Linked DNA regions of Mus musculus: region 2 is linked to region 1. A link is a loop called in an ENCODE intact Hi-C map of the cell type or tissue named here. Cell type or tissue: left cerebral cortex. All regions are shown on one strand. Links, peaks and the distances in the headings refer to the core of each region. The heading gives the core; the rest is flanking DNA.

Region 1 (5,382 bases), core at 89-5,088:
GCTTCTCTGTATAGCCATGGCTGTCCTGGAAGTCACTCTGTAGACCAGGCTGGCCTCAAACTCACAGAGATCCACCTGCCTCTGTCTCCTAAATCCTGGGATTAAAGACATGTGCCACCACTGCGTGGCCGTTTTTAGTTTATATTGTATGAAAATGTTACATAAATTCTACTTGTTTTGTCCTTAAATACAATTAATAAAGACAGAAATCCCTTATGTAAATAAGCAAATATCACCCAAAGGTTAGCTCACTCTCTCTGAGAACTGCTAAGTATGAAAGCTATTTAGGTCCTTTTTTTTTTTTTAAACTGGCATAATAGGCCATCAACCCAGCAGGCACCCACTACTGGTTCTGTGGTTCATACTGTGCTAGTTTTATGAGCTGGAAAAAAGATTAACTTGAATAATTGGGGGTGGGGTTATTTTGAAACATCTGAGGAAAAAGGAGCCTGATCCCTAACAAAAACAAAAAAATAGAAAATGGTTCTAAATGTGATGGTGGTTGCTAGGGAAAAGTGAAGATGGGATATGTGTTTAATGAGAATTAAATGTTGAGAGATTGGCTGTAGAATCAGGTAAATAAACTTAACACTACTGGCCTGTATATTTAGAAAAGACTAAGATAATGAGAAATATGGAATGTGTATTTTACCGAAATCAGAAACAAACAAATGGCCTGGGAGTGTAGTTCAGTTGGTCCAGGGTTCCATCTCAAGCAATGCATAAACCAGGATTAGTGACAACTATCTGTAATATCAGCACTTGAGAAGGTGGAGGGAGAAGGCTAAGAGTTCAAGGTAATCTTCCAAGACTTACTGAGACCCTATCTGTCTTAGAGAGGGTTTAACTGCTATGAACAGACACCGTGAACTCTTATAAGGGCAACATTTAATTGGGGCTGGCTTACAGGTTCAGAGGTTCAGTCCATTATCATCAAGGTTGGATCAGAGCAGCATCCAGACAGGCATGGTGCAGGAGGAGCTGAGAGTTCTACATCTTCATCTGAAGGCTGCTAGTGGAAGACTGATTTTCAGGCAGCTAGGATGAGGGTATTAAAGCTCACACCCACAGTGACACACCTACTTCAACAGGGCCACACCTTCTAATAGTGCCACTCCTTGGGCCAAGCATATACAAACCACCACTGTCTGAAAAAAAAGGCAAAACTCAAAACAAATCTAGTCATGTTATAAATAGTACAGAGTGACTATAGCAGTCTAAGTTGAAACTGTGTCACATCAAGACAAACTTATCATACATCAAACCTTCCTGATATTGCTAGAAATTTTAATTCTTGTCATTTTATCATTCATCTCTCTAAACTTGCTAAAACTATAGCAATGAAACAATTGGACCTCAATCTTTGCTCTGATTGATATATGTGGTCTTGCATATTTTTAGTTGGAACGTGCATGAAAAGATCACAAGGCTAATTATTTTGAGAACTGATATGGTCTTTAATTTGAACAATATAACAGCTGCAGTGTTCATTGGAGTGAAGGACTAACATTCGATGAGATGCAACCGTAGAAGATAAGGCATAGATTAATTATTTTCACTAAGGATGATCAGCTACCCAGAAAGGCATTTGGCAATATTTTGTGGTATTTTTGGTTATTATAACTGAGGTGCAAGAAGTACTACTGGTAGAGTCACAGCTTAGAATATTATTAAACACCCTACAGTGTACTGACAGGTCACCATCTCTCTCTCTCTCTCTCTCTCTCTCTCACACACACACACACACACACACACACACACACACACACACAACATCTACTTTCAGAGGTCATCAGCATAAGTTTTAGAAATTCTAGGCTACAGCCTTCTGATTTTTTTGCTTACTTTTCCTTTAACTTTGTCACAGCTTTTCTTCCATCTGCCATGACCTACCAGAATTCCATTTGTACTCAGTTCTATTTCTGTCTCTATTTTTTTCTTGGCATAGTACCCACACCCATAACTTCAACTATTACTCCTAGGATGTTGACTGCTATCATGTTTAAGTACAAATGTTCTTCTGGTTCTAAAGCATTCTCTCTAATATTCCTCACTGTTTTTTTCCCTTAGGATTTTCTGGTTCTAGTAGTAGCAGTTGATACCCTGATCTGTAAGGACTTAACTGGGGGCACATATTACATATTGGAGTTAGGAAAGGCAAAAATAGAAGTGATGTTATTAGATTTTAATTTTTTTTTAGTAAAAAAAAAACCCGTAGGGCTGTTGAATCTTACCAAATATCTATTGGTACCTTATTTATGTAAGAGACTGTGCTGGGTGCTTGGGGGGAAGGCAGCCATCTTAAAGGTGTGAGATAGCTATGGCAGTAACTGGTTTGAACGGATTATCCTTAATGTGGTATCATTTTGCACATAAATTATCATAGGTGGAAACCCAAATTCCAATAATTCAATTAATAAAATACAACAGAGCTTGGAGGCGGTTCGGAGTTTGTGTGACATTATAGATTGAGATTTCTCCATTATAAACCAATGAGGGTGGTAGTGGAAAAGTGGGGTTTCATTTATGCACAGGCAAGTGGCAGAGACATTAAGGTTATGGAGCGATGCCTGTCAAAGAAATTCAGAAGCTTTTTCTCTGTTTTGTGAACCTTCTGGTAACTGTTTCTGGTTCCTTACCATATAACATAGAATATAACATACCACAATAGTAAGATGAGTCATTGTTTTCCATAACCCTAAAAAAGAAATAAAATCTTGCCGATTAAACATGGAGTGTCACCCGTTGTCTGTTTTCAAAGAGATCTTGGCTGTTGGAATGAGAAAAAAAAATACAGTGAATTTTCAAAGATGACAAAATTTTAAAATTATAAAGTAAACAGAGGTCTTGGTTTATGATGAATTTATTGTGCGTCCATTTTCCACAACCGGTTTTCAATTTTAACACTGTAATCAATAAGTCAACGTGTTTGTACACAGCTTCCTAGATGGTTGTACCCCTTTCATGGCTCTGTGATGTGCTGTGCGTAAGGGACTGCAGTGTAAAACGCTTGATTTCTTTGGTTACAGCACTCCCGCGACCATGCCACACACTCATTGATTAACACCTGCCCCGTTGGCAAGTTACAGCAAATTAGTATTTTTTTAAATTAAATTGTACAAAACTCTCCATACAACTAATTAAACTGTGAGAGAGATGTGCTGTGGAAAAGCACTTTATTAAATGCGCTCCTTTTTTTTTTTTTTTCTCTTTGCATTCCATTCTCGTAGAAAGGTTAAAGTGGGCTGGGGAACGGAGCGCTGAGGAGGCGGAGAAGGGATATACGTCTCAGGATACAGGAAATACGGTAACAGCGAAACCAGGAGGAAGCCAGCCCCGTGCCTGGAGGGGATCCGCCATCTCAGATCTCGGCCTTGCCAGGGCCCACCAGAGAAAACTAACGCTCTGGTCCTGTCATACCTATGGGGGACCAACCTTGTGCCTCCGGGAGATCCACGCTCCCACCAGGAAATACGCGGGAACCCAAGCCTCCAAAAAAGCGCTGTGTCCTGGCTCCGCGGTGGGATTATCCCGAAGGGACTCCCAGTGGAGGTAGTAGCACTCTCCCCTCGGCGCCTCCTCCTGCATCTGCTGGACTCAAGTCGCACCCTCCTCCTCCGGAGAAGTAGTGAAATAGATTTTTTTCCCAGCCGAAATCAGGTCAGATTCTTTCGTTCTCATCTGGGACATCCAGGCTCTCTGAAACTTAATTATGCCTTTCCCCAGCTCTTCCCTGTTTTCCTGTTCTTTCCACAAATTCAAAGAGAAAAGAAACAAGTACAGGCATTGAAAAGTCTTTCTTTTTTTAAAAAAAAAGTATGCTTGGATGAAATAGGTATTTGATTGCGGTGAGTAATTAAGATATTTTACATGAGTTAATTGTAATTTTAAAAACTGCAGTGTTTTGATTTTCATGACAGGCCAAGGTATAGTGAGATACTAACACAATGTTCCCTGGCTAATAAATTAAAACTGGGTGGGGATTTACTATACTCTTCTGTTTTTGTGTATATATTGAAATTTTTTCCATTTAAAAATGCTTAGCCCAAGACCAAGTGTAAGGATGTACTAAAGGCCTAATGCCTGTGCCCAGAGGAGATTGTAAAGTGAGCTTTGAGAACTGGGTTTTTTTTTTTTCTGTGTAAGATGGTATTTAGTAAGTGAAAACAAGTTATAATATGATGGTCAAACCCAAGTACCATAAAAATGTGCTTGTTCAAGGTATTCAGGAATCATGGAGGATGGAGATGGCTCTTGATGGAGCCTGTTAGTCTTCAAGAGCCATCAAAGAGGAGGGGGGAATTTGTGGGTGGGCCTTAAAGGGTGAGTGACATCTACCATATGGGTTAGGATGCTTTTTAGGCCTAGTGTTTCTACAATGAAAGCCAGAGGGCAAGATTGTTCTGGGGCAGCGTGGCTGTAATTCTAAGTCTGTGAGAGAAGTGTGATACAGGGCTGTAGGCCTTGAGTGTTTTGCTAAGGAGTACGCAGTTTATTCTGGATGAACGAGTAGCATTGGAAATTTCCAAATAAGGACTATTTGTGTTTTAAGACTCTAACTCTTATTTTCACAGAACTAATAGCTCATTTGAATGAGGCTTATGTTAAAAAGAAAACAAATGAACAAGTTTGACTCAGGCTCACAGTTCTTCTTCATCTTCAATCTTTATGGAGCCCTTGCTGTGGTTAGGCCTTGAACAGGGAGGTGTGGGGGACAGATGACCAAAACTTAGCAGGAGTAAAATAGATATTTGAGCTAATCAATGAATATTATTGAGTGAACATTCTGGGTATCAGGTTTGTTGCTAAAGCATAAAAAAAATGGAGTCTCATTTCACCTAAAAGCAGTTGATTGTCATTCCAATAGGCCGGTCCTTCCCTCTTTTTTTTTTTTTTTTTTTTAAACCTCTATTCAGAGTGAAAATGGTAATTTAACAGGCAATAGGGAAAGAAATGCTCACCTAGGAAACAAAGGGGGCTATTCAGGGCAAGAAGTGTTTAAGAGCTGCGTAATTTTCCCCAGTGATTTAAAGCATACATAATTGTAATGGCGGATACTTGTTGAATTTGTGTGGTTGGTGTGTGTGTGCCATCTTTTTCTAAAGGATTTCGAATGCTTGCGTTTAATCACAACTCCACTAAAGGATGTTTGTATAGGCCTATAAGTTGCCACAAGTTGTGAGACACTTAAATGGCCTTGTTGAGATTTGCTTAAGAAAGAAAATGCAAGCATTGGTTCCAGAATTGATGCTGTGAGCTGCTGTACAGAACATACCCCCTAATTCTGTGGACCCAGTTATTGAATAGGAATGCACCATTGAATTGGGAGCTGAAAGGAACATAAGGAACTGAAAAGGCCAGAAGAAAATGAGACAGACTATA
Region 2 (5,382 bases), core at 310-5,309, 220 kb before region 1:
TAACGGAATTTCTTCTTCTTATTATTATTAATTAACTTTCTGCCATGTGCATCCACAAAAATAAAGAATGATCAGAATTTTCTTTGCATTCTGTAGATCCACTCCAGGAAGACAATATATTTTACTAATGGATACAACCATAAATGTAGAAATGCTTAGTAAAATTGTCTGAAGATTTTAGTATACTTTCAATGCTGGTTAGCAAGTTGGCCTTTACTTCCCAGAGGAATATGAAGTTCTTGTTTCCTGCCACAGCTACTAAAAGTAATTCAGGTAATGCTTATGAAGAGCTGGCTTAGGAATTCTTTACCAACTCTGTCAAGCTCTGGAACTACACTGTCTTTCAAATCTGTACTTACTGATTTTTGTGGTGCTGGGGATAGAACCTGGGACCTTGTGTATGTTCTGGCTCAGTTCTTTTTTAGTTTGTACATGGTTTATTCCATTGCTTTCATATTGAAACAAGGTAAAATGTCTTTCTAGTATCTCACAAAAAGGAAAATGTAGCAGAAAGAGGAAAAAAAGGGGAAGAGAAAAGGATGAAGGGAGAGAAATATTGTTTGTTGGTCTTTGCTGTTTTCATTTTATGGCTGGCATGTCAGGTACCTCTTCCAGTTTTCTTTGTTGTCCTTGTTATTTGAATGTGTATTACACTAATTTTGCTATTATTGGGCATTTAAAATCTTAAAATGTATAAATTTGACTCTGAATTCATTCACATAGTACCCCATAAATCTAATGTTAATGAACTCAGACCTGCTAAAAATGAATATTCTTATTCACCACTTATTTCAATTGGCTTGGGATGGGGCCTAGAAATTTCTATCAGTATCAAGTTCCTTAAACTACATATAGGGTAATCTTGTGGTAAGTATTGAGATTATATTCTCATTATAATTATGCTTACCAATTCATTCTACTAAGAATTTCAATTTGTACTATCTCAAAAGTGTTCGGATTTCTTTAAATTTTAAGTGTTTTCTTCTTCCTCATTTTTGTTAATAGTATTTACCTTTAAGAGTCATTAACAATTCCTTGTGATATAGTATTAAATTTCTATTTATTTTCAGAAAAGTTAAACATATTTTAACAGAGGTGAGTTGTCACTATCTAAAATCAGCCATTGCTGGTAGCCTGTCATGTTTCCTTCGAGTTTAGAGACAAAGCACATTTTTACAGCTTTAACTCCAGTTCCATTTAGTCATTGTGTAGAATCCTGTACCATTTCCTCTTCCTTGTGACTAGATGTTTAGAATGACTGCCTCTTGTACATTTATTTTCTGTTAATTTTTCTTTCAGTACTAGGAATTGAACCCAGGGTCTCTTCACACACAGTACGCATGTGCTCCATCAGTGAGCAGCAGCCCAGCCCTTCTAGCTAATAGAATATTTTATATACATATGTACATATGTTTTAAATACCATAGATATTTACATTTGATGTGTGTCAGTTAATTATGTTTTGATATGTATTTAAAGCAAGTATACTTTTCATTGTACATTATATCTATATGAGCTCTTGCATATATAATGATTTTTGTACTAGTCATGGGTATAATGGCCCTGTATTTTGTTTTACACTGAGATTTATTAAGGTACTGTGACGTAATGATTTTGAAATGCTGTTAAATCATCTCTAGGTTTTTGTATGGGAAAAGGATTTTCTGTGTTCAAAGCAAGAGAAATAAATGATTTCAGAATAATTTCTTCTATAATTCAGGTTTTCTATAACAGTAATACTCCATTTTTTGTTTTCTTTATTTAATCCATAATGATTATGTTAATTTCTGCCACGACTATTGTGTGCCTGTCAATTTTTACCTTTACTCTTGTCTGAAAATAATATTTGTAGTTTTTAAAAATCATAAACGCAATGCATATTTATTCATCAAATTCACAATCTTATAAAAATAGAAAATAAGAATTATTTACAATTTCAGCTCTTACTAATAATTACCTTTATCATAATGGAGTATAGCCTTTCAGATTTTTTTCACACATACAGTCTACAAGCTTTTTGATGCTGACACCTACACACATGTATTGTTTCCATTTGTTAAGAAAACCATAAAAAATAACCCCAAATATCGTCTATTATTTTCTCCTAACTACAGTGCATTTAATGTATTTTTTAGAGACATGTAATACTACATGAATTAGCCACCATCTTTTAGACACAGGGATTATTTTATTGTATGGCAAAATCATAGTATTCCTGTCACAGACCCATTTAACTAGCTAAACGCTATTTTTTAAAATGCCACGTTGTTTATATATACTTTTCGAATTGATTATTAGGTCTTTCTAAACAAAGGTGCAAATCCTTAAAATGTCCATTTGTATTTTCAAACTGCCCCATTACAACAATTCATACTACGACTAGCATGAGAGTGCATTTTCTCGGCTCCTGGTCAACAAGGTTTAACGTTCTTTTTTTTTTTTTTATCGCTGCCAATATGATAAACCCGAAGGAAAAATCTCATTGTGTTTATTTGAATCCCTTTGATTAGGAGCGAGCCTCATCTTTTCAGAAGCCTGTTGGCCGTTTCTCGGCTTCTTTTGTAAAATGCTCGCTCCCGCCATGCCTTCCCTTCCCCCAACCGGGCGCTCATTCTCCCTTTTTGCTTTGTCAGAGTTCTTTACTATTCATTTTTCGTCCTTTGCCTGGGATCGGTTCAATTCAGGCTTTCATCCTTTCACTGCCTCCCAGATTGCGAACCCACATTCTCCATTGGTCTTTCAGTGGCTGCTAAAGAAGCTGCCTCCCTCTTCCTCCTCCTGGCCTCCTCCCTTCCCCCCTCGCCTCGCCCGCCTCGCCTTGGTCCCCTGGCTTTTCTCTCCAGCCTCCTTCCTTTTCCTTCTCTTCCCCCCTCTCTTTGTTTATTTCTCCCTCCCTCTCCCTCTCCCTCCCTCCGCCCCCCCTCCTCTGCAGGGCAGGAGTTTTGCGCTCGGCCGCGAGACGCTCGCTGGGCTGGCGCCGCGTCAGCAGGGGGCGGGGCGCGGCCGGGGGCGGGGCGGGGCGGGGCGGGGCGGGAGCGCGGGCGCCGCAGCTGCAGGAGTCGCTGGGAGTGCGCGCGGGCAGATCACAAGGCGGCGGCAGCGGAGACGGCCTGCAGGACCTGCTCTCTCAGCCCTCAGCCGAGGCCTACGCCGAGCCGAGTGCGCAGCCGACGACCGGGAGGAGCCGCAGCCTTCAACTCTGAGGTACTGTGATCCGCGCTGCCCGCCGGGCCGCCCCAGTCCGCTGCTGCGGCACCTCCTTCCCTCGCGCCCTCTTCGCTCGCCAGCGCCTTCCCTGTGAGCCTGCGTCACCGCGGCCGCCATGGCTGAGAACGGCGAGAGCAGCGGCCCCCCGCGCCCCTCCCGCGGCCCTGCGGCGGCCCCAGGCGCGGCCAGCCCGCCGGCCGAGCCCAAAATCATCAAAGTCACTGTGAAGACCCCCAAAGAGAAGGAGGAGTTCGCGGTGCCCGAGAACAGCACCGTGCAGCAGTTCAAGGAAGCGATTTCCAAACGCTTCAAATCGCAGACCGATCAGCTCGTGCTGATTTTCGCCGGAAAGATCCTGAAAGATCAAGATACCTTGATGCAGCATGGCATCCATGATGGACTGACTGTTCACCTGGTTATCAAAAGCCAGAACCGTCCGCAGGGCCAGGCCACCACGCAGCCCAGCACGACTGCGGGAACGAGCACGACGACCACGACCACCACCACGGCGGCGGCGCCGGCGGCGACGACATCATCGGCTCCCAGGAGTAGCTCCACACCTACCACCACGAATAGCAGCTCCTTTGGGCTGGGAAGCCTTTCCAGCCTTAGTAACCTGGGCTTGAACTCGCCCAACTTCACCGAGCTTCAGAACCAGATGCAGCAGCAGCTCCTGGCCAGCCCTGAGATGATGATCCAGATCATGGAAAATCCCTTTGTTCAGAGCATGCTTTCGAATCCTGATCTGATGAGGCAGCTCATCATGGCCAATCCACAGATGCAACAATTGATCCAGAGAAACCCAGAAATCAGCCACCTACTGAACAACCCAGATATAATGAGGCAGACGCTGGAAATCGCCAGGAATCCTGCCATGATGCAAGAGATGATGCGAAATCAAGACCTGGCTCTCAGTAATCTCGAAAGCATCCCAGGTGGCTACAATGCTCTGCGGCGCATGTACACTGACATTCAAGAACCTATGCTGAATGCCGCACAGGAGCAGTTTGGGGGCAACCCGTTTGCCACGGTGGGGAGCAGTTCCACCTCAGGGGAAGGTACTCAGCCCTCCCGCACGGAGAATCGTGATCCGCTGCCCAATCCTTGGGCACCACCGCCAACAACCCAGACGGCTGCGACCACCACCACCACCACGACCACAAGCAGTGGCAGTGGCTCTGGCAGCAGCTCCAGCAGCACCACCGCCGGGAACACCATGGCTGCAGCTAATTACGTGGCTAGCATCTTCAGCACCCCAGGAATGCAGAGCCTGCTGCAGCAGATAACTGAGAATCCCCAGCTGATTCAGAATATGCTGTCTGCGCCCTACATGCGGAGCATGATGCAGTCGCTGAGCCAGAATCCAGATATGGCGGCCCAGATGATGCTGAGTAGCCCGCTGTTCACTTCGAATCCTCAGCTGCAGGAGCAGATGCGTCCACAGCTCCCGAATTTCCTGCAGCAGATGCAGAATCCAGAAACCATCGCGGCCATGTCAAACCCGAGAGCGATGCAAGCGCTAATGCAGATCCAGCAGGGGCTACAGACTCTAGCCACTGAAGCACCTGGCCTCATTCCCAGCTTCGCTCCAGGTGTGGGGATGGGAGTGCTGGGAACCGCCATAACCCCTGTGGGCCCAGTCACTCCCATAGGGCCCATCGGCCCTATAGTTCCTTTCACCCCCATAGGCCCCATCGGGCCTATAGGACCCACTGGCCCTGCAAGCTCCCCCGGCTCCACCGGCACTGGCATCCCGCCTGCAACCACTGTGTCCAGCTCTGCACCTACTGAAACCATAAGTCCAACCTCGGAATCTGGACCCAACCAGCAGTTCATTCAACAAATGGTGCAGGCTCTCACTGGAGGAAGCCCTCCACAGCCGCCGAATCCTGAAGTGAGATTTCAGCAGCAACTGGAACAGCTCAACGCCATGGGGTTCTTAAACCGCGAAGCAAACTTGCAGGCCCTAATAGCAACAGGAGGCGACATCAACGCGGCCATTGAGAGGCTGCTGGGCTCTCAGCCATCCTAATTACGTTTCTGTACCTTGAAAAAAAATGTATCTTATTTTTGATAATGGCTCTTAAATCTTTAAACACACAAAATTGTGCTTTACTTTTATTTTGATTCTTTTAAATCTGTCTACCTATAAATCTAATAGGATGCATTTTAAGG

What was found. A loop is a pair of places that touch in the nucleus more often than their neighbours do. Peaks named below come from ENCODE experiments on the same cell type or tissue, not always from the same donor. Only the 100,000 strongest peaks of a DNase experiment are listed, where the experiment ranks them.
Region 2: it touches region 1 in a loop (16-fold over the local background); 8 of 42 quality-filtered maps call a loop at or near these places.

What each region holds. Positions count from the first base shown.
Region 1 is chrX:153,720,278-153,725,659 of GRCm38, forward strand. Nbdy (negative regulator of P-body association) reads left to right here and starts at 3,277. Exons shown (of 4, transcript NM_027327.1): 1 at 3,277-3,660. In left cerebral cortex, for the core only: no CTCF peak of the experiment used is centred there; DNase peaks (open chromatin) are centred at 2,534, 3,062, 3,336, 3,540 and 1 more place; H3K4me3 peaks cover 2,055 bases; H3K27ac peaks cover 1,384 bases.
Region 2 is chrX:153,495,132-153,500,513 of GRCm38, forward strand. It overlaps Ubqln2 (ubiquilin 2), which reads left to right and starts at 3,101. Exons shown (of 1, transcript NM_018798.2): 1 at 3,101-5,382. The coding sequence starts at 3,323. The coding sequence ends at 5,239. In left cerebral cortex, for the core only: no CTCF peak of the experiment used is centred there; DNase peaks (open chromatin) are centred at 2,768, 3,146, 3,777, 3,997 and 3 more places; H3K4me3 peaks cover 3,045 bases; H3K27ac peaks cover 2,916 bases.